Regions from separate parts of the Homo sapiens genome. Here region 2 is linked to region 1. A link is an interaction called in ENCODE POLR2A ChIA-PET data of the cell type or tissue named here. Cell type or tissue: IMR-90. All regions are shown on one strand. Links, peaks and the distances in the headings refer to the core of each region. The heading gives the core; the rest is flanking DNA. Region 1 overlaps SPTSSA (serine palmitoyltransferase small subunit A). Region 2 has its middle 150 kb from the start of SPTSSA.

What was found. Peaks named below come from ENCODE experiments on the same cell type or tissue, not always from the same donor. Only the 100,000 strongest peaks of a DNase experiment are listed, where the experiment ranks them.
Region 2: POLR2A ChIA-PET joins it to region 1 with 14 read pairs; 4 of 35 experiments call an interaction of 5 or more read pairs at or near these places.

What each region holds. Positions count from the first base shown.
Region 1 is chr14:34,457,354-34,460,160 of GRCh38, reverse strand. All of the region lies in intron 1 of SPTSSA (serine palmitoyltransferase small subunit A), which reads left to right. Among named protein-coding and RNA genes, the nearest start is that of SPTSSA, 3.5 kb to the left of the region's middle. RefSeq lists an enhancer at 1,069-1,570. In IMR-90, for the core only: no CTCF peak of the experiment used is centred there; no DNase peak of the experiment used is centred there; H3K27ac peaks cover 216 bases.
Region 2 is chr14:34,309,566-34,312,372 of GRCh38, reverse strand. No RefSeq gene overlaps it. Among named protein-coding and RNA genes, the nearest start is that of SPTSSA, 150 kb to the left of the region's middle. In IMR-90, for the core only: no CTCF peak of the experiment used is centred there; no DNase peak of the experiment used is centred there; H3K27me3 peaks cover 170 bases.

The DNA.
Region 1 (2,807 bases), core at 81-2,580:
AGAATCATTTAAAACTATCTGATAGTTTGGAACATCAATTTGAGATTGAATCCTCATTTTAGCTTGGTGGAAAGAACTGAATGAGAAAACTGGATTTTTTTCCCTACTTGTCAGGAGGCTTACTCTGAAGTAGTTTGAATTTCATAAATCCATTAATGATTAGTAAGCTTCACCCAGAACTAATCTGTGGCCAGCTACAGGCTTTTGGAAAGAGGCATACTTTCTACAGCTTAAACATTACATTCAACTTAATCATCAATCCTAGAAACCTAAAATTTAGAGAAATTTGCCTCTGCCTGTCTGAAAATTTGTCTCTGAGTTAGAAGTCCTGAACAGAGGAAGACTTCAGATTGATTTCTTTTCTTTGTGTGTGTGTGTGTGAGACAGTGTTTTGTTCTTGTTGCCCGGCTGGAGTGTAATGTCGCCATCTTGGCTCACTGCAACCTCCGCCTCCCAGGTTCAAGCGATTCTCCTGCCTCAGCCTCCAGAATAGCCGGGATTACAGGTGCCTGCCACCACGCCTGGCTAATTTTTGTATTTTTAGTAGAGATGGGGTTTCGCCATGTTGGCCAGGCTGGTCTCGAACTCCTGACCTCAAGTGATCTGCCCACTGCAGCCTCCCAAAATGCTGGGATTACAGGCATGAGCTACCACGCCTGGCCAGATTAATTTTCTTCTTTTTCTTTTTCTTTTTTTTTTTTTGAGACGGTGTCTCGCTCTGTTGCCGAGGCTGGAGTGTGGTGGTGCAATCTTGGCTCACTGCAACTTTGCATCCCGGATTCAAGCGATTCTCCTGCCTCAGCCTTCTGAGGTAGCTGGGATTACAGGTGCCCACCACCACGCCCAGCTAATTTTTGTATTTTTAATAGAGGCGGAGTTGGGGGTGGGGTGGGGGTGGGGTGGTTTTACCATGTTGGCCAGTCTGGTCTCAAACTCCTGACCTCAAGTGATCCGCCTGCCTTGGCCTCCCAAAAGTGCTGGGATTACAGGTGTGAGCCACCGCGCCTGGCCCAGATTAATTTCTTAAAGAGGATAGATGCATTAGTTTACATTTCCTGCTATATAATGCATTTTTAAAAATTTGAAGTTGTGGGCCGAGTGTGGTGGTGGACGCCTGAAATCCCACTAGTCGGGAGGCTGAGGCAGGAGAATCGCTTGAACCCGGGAGGCGGAGGTTGCAGTGAGCCGAGATCACGCCACTGCACTCTAGCCTCAGTGACAGAGTGAGACTCCGTCTCAAAAAAAAAAAAAAAAAAGTTGTAATTTCAGGGGAAATTGATAACGTACTATCACTGTACTTTCCAGGGGCATCCTTGAGCATCTGAATGGATGTTTAGAAATTATTTGCTTCTTGACTTCCCAAGTCAAATAGCTAGAAGTTAGTTAAAAGCTGTTGTAAATTGAAAGTCAATCTTGGCCGGGCGCGGTGGCGGTTCACCAGTCTGGCCAACATGGTGAAACCCCATCTCTACCAAAAAAAAAAAAAAAAAAAAAAAATTAGCTGAGTGTGGTGGCGCACGACTGTAGTCCCAGCTACTCGGGAGGCTGAGGCAGGAGAATCGCTTGAACCCAGGAGGCAAAGGTTGCAGTGAGCCGAGATCGTGCCACTGCACTCCAGCCTGGGCCACAGAGCAAGACTCCATCTCAAAAAAAAAAATAAAAAGAAAGTCGATCTTAGGCCTGGCGCGGTAGCTCACACCTGTAATCCCAGCACTCTGGGAGGCCGCGGTGGGCAGATAGCTGGAGTCCAGGAATGTGAGACCAGCCTAGAAAACATGGTGAAACTCAGTCTGTACTAAAAATGCAAATATTAGCCGGGTGTAGTAGTGTACGCCAGCTACTTTGGTGGCTGAGGCACCAGAATCTCTTGAACCTGGGAGGCAGAGGTTGCAGTGAGCTGAGATGGCGCCACTGCACTCCAGCCTAGGTGACAGCCTGTTCAAAAGAAAAAAAAATCTCAATTGAATATAAGTATTTTTGAACTTACCTATGTAAGGAAATTGCAATTTGTAAAAAAGATTTTAAGATGTGTTTTTAAGGAAAAGCATCTATTGGGTCAAGTCAGACACATTGTGAATAGTTCTTGAAACAGTAAGATTTATAAGTAAGTTTTGTAAATTCTTCCTCACTAGGGCCTATATACCATCTGTCTTTTCTTTTCTTTTCTTTGTTTTTTTTTTTTTTTTTTTCCGAGACAGTCTTGCTCTGTCACCCAGGCTGGAGTGCAGTGGTGCGATCTCGGTTCACTGCAGCCTCTGCCTCTGGGATTCAGGCGATTCTCCTGCCTCAGCCTCCCAAGTAGCTGGGACTACAGGCCGTGCCACCATGCCCAGCTAAATTTTTGTATTTTTAGTTGAGGTGGGGTTTCACCATGTTAGCCAGGCTGATCTTGAACTCCTGACCTCAAGTGATCCCCCCACTTCAGCTTCCCGAAGTGCTGGGATTGATTATAAGCATGAGCCAAGATGCCTGGGCTACCATCTGTCTTCTGATGAGACATTTGAAGTGATACATTGGCTTTTGGTTTGTCAAGGAATATTTGAACTTTTTCCATGTGCAGACATGTTTCTATCTTACAGAGAAATGGGACATGACACCTGCATTAAGACAAAAGGTAACAATAAAGAAGAATCTGATAAGTGCCAATTAGTATTACAGTATATACTACAAAAGGAGACCTACCATAGACTGAGAACCACTGACCTTATCTCAGGAGGAGACATTTTTAACATACCTTTCAAAAGTATCCTTTCCCTACTGGCATCCCAAGGTGGGAAAGAAAAGACCAGGTTTTGTAACCAAGATAG
Region 2 (2,807 bases), core at 287-2,786, 150 kb after region 1:
TCCATAGGTTTGGACCCATGTCTGCATTTCCTCTTGGCTGTGGATCTCCCTCTGTGGTACGTGCGTCCTTTCCAGCCCTAAGCTTACTAAGGTACTTTCGGTGTAGCTGCATCAGTCCTTGCTCTCCATTCTTCTTCTAGGAACAATTTCCAGTAATTAGTTCAGAATTTTCTTTCTGAAAGCCCTACCTTCTCTGCATAATCTTTCCTTACAGAACTCCAGATTGAGTCTCCAGAGTTATGCTCTTTTCCTGCCACCACAGGACAGGAAACTGTCAGTTTTCCCTATGCCAATGGTCATTGTTCCAAAATGACAGAGTCTCTTTGTTCCCCAAGGTTCTTGTCACTTTATCTTCACCAAACAATTCTTCCATGTTGGTCCAGAAAAGCAGTTTCCTGCATTATTTCCTCTACCTCTGAGAGATCATATTGTCAGGCTGAATTTGTCAGATGCACTTTCATAAATGGAATAGGACATTGCCTTGGTAAGACCTTTGTAGTATGTGATTACGTGTTCTTTTATAAACATTCATGAAGTATACCTTGTGGAAATCCACCTGAGAGTAGGGATGAAAGAAAAGGAAAGTCGTATCCAGAGTTGACAAAAAACAGGGCCACAGAGGCACATACCTGGTTTCTCTAGAAAATGACGGTGATTTTAATCACCACTTTTTGGGAGTAGTCAGGGAATTTACTTACTTTCCCATGCAGATGGATGATTAAGTTAGGATTCTGGCTCTGCCCTAACTAACTGTATGACTTTAGGCAAATTAATTATCCTCTCTAATCTTTGTTTTCCTAATTTAAAAATTATATTTTGCAACCCAGGAGCATAGATTCAAGTTGCCTTGAATATACACTTCCAGGTTTCCTCATTTGTAAAATAAGAATAAGAATACCCAGCTTAAAGAATTTGTGGTAGATTAAAAATGGCTACAAAGTTTTTAACACTCCTCTCATTGACAGGTAAAATCTGAGTCTCTGCTCCTTCAATCTGTTCATTATAATTGTTTGACTAAAAGAATATGGTAGAAGTGACAGTGTGCCAGTTTCTGAGCCCATGCCATAAAAGACTGGTAGTTTTTACTTCTTTTTCTTGGAAAGCTTTCTCTGGGGTCTTGAGCCAACACGTAAGAAGTCCACATACCCAGAGACCGCCATGTTGGAGTCTTAGTATGCAATAGTCCCGGTTGAGCCCAGCCTTCCAGGCCATCCCCACAAAGGTGACAGACATGCTACTGAAGCCATCTTGGACTCTCCAACCAGCCCATTTATGAGCTGATTACCAGCAGGTAGCCTCACTGATGGCAGTTGATGCCTTGTAGATAAAAGGAACTGCCCAACCAAGTCTTGATCAAATTCCTGACCCATAGAATCATGAGACATGATGTAGGTTGTTTTAAGCTGTTAGTTAAGCAGCAATAGATAACTGGAACAGAATTTGGTACCTGGGAGTGGGGTGCTAATAAAACCCTAATGCATGTGACATTGGCTTTAGGGCTGGGCAGTTGGCAGAAGCTGGAAGTCCTTGAGGAGCCAGTTCGTAAAAGCTGGGAGGCCATTGAAAAGACTGCTGGTGGAATATGGAAGGACATGGAGAAAATTGGGTTTGGAGGTGGGAAAAAATGTGATCCTTGTGGAGAAAAATTTGGCAACATTGTTATCTGTAATAATGTGGAAAATAGAAAATAAACCTAGCAAACTGGTGGATTTGGGCAGAAAGATTTCCTGGCAGAATGTTGAAGATGCCAACTGATTCCTTTGAGCCACTTCTGATAAGCTATGGATAGAGACAGATAAACTTAAAAAAAAAAAAAAGAAAATTTCTAGTTTTCAAACAAATTTTAAAGGAAATATAAAGGGGTTAGGCCTTAATGGATTTGAAATTAAAAGTGATTCCATACCATCAGTCCTAAATCCCATCTAAAATGTATTTTAACCTACAGTAACTGTGATAATGGAGGGTCTAAATGCTGAAATTCAGAGGAGCTAGCTTTAACATGAAATCTGATGTTTTATATGTTGCTAATCCCCTTCAGAGAACGTTAGGGTAAGCCAGGGCAGGAAGAGAAGTAGGAAAAATTGGAAAGGTAAAGGAAAAGGACACTCAGTTAGAAAACTGTAAGAAAATGCTTGTTGAAATTTCCCTATCATTAGAAAGAAAAATGTATAATGAAAACTGACAATAAAGACATGAAGGGCTAATTTTCAATTTCAATTTGTCTTTTTGAATGATGCGTCTTTGGAATTTTATGAGGGGTAAATGATATTTGAAATGAAGTCTTTTAAATAAGTTATCTTTTGGGTAGTTATTCTGCACACCTTTAAAATGCATTTTACTTATTTGTGGTGGGTGGAGTAGAAAGATGAATTCTGGAGAAGTTGAGAGGAAAATAATTTCAGGAGGTAATGGATGAACTTGGTCTGGAAGATTAATCAGGGCAGTTGTAAGAGAGTGCCAAATGCATAACCAGAGTAGAACTAAATATCTGATTGTAATTAAAACTTTAGGTTTCTAATGGCTGCATGAAAGATATTTTAATAAACCTGAAATGCACTTTCTAAATGGCACGCTAACTTTTAATGACTTGGGTGTTTTGTTTGATTAGTAACCTGGACTGTTAAATTAAAGCCAACTGCAAGTGCATGATAAAATATTGATGGTTTCAGGCAAATGAATTGGGGGAGTTATGCTTGACAGATTTTTTGTATCATTAAGGATTTTAACTGGTGGAAAATATATATTGCTGGTGCTTAAAGATAGTTAAAGAGGATCTTCCTGTTTATATGACCTCGTTTCAATTTTAC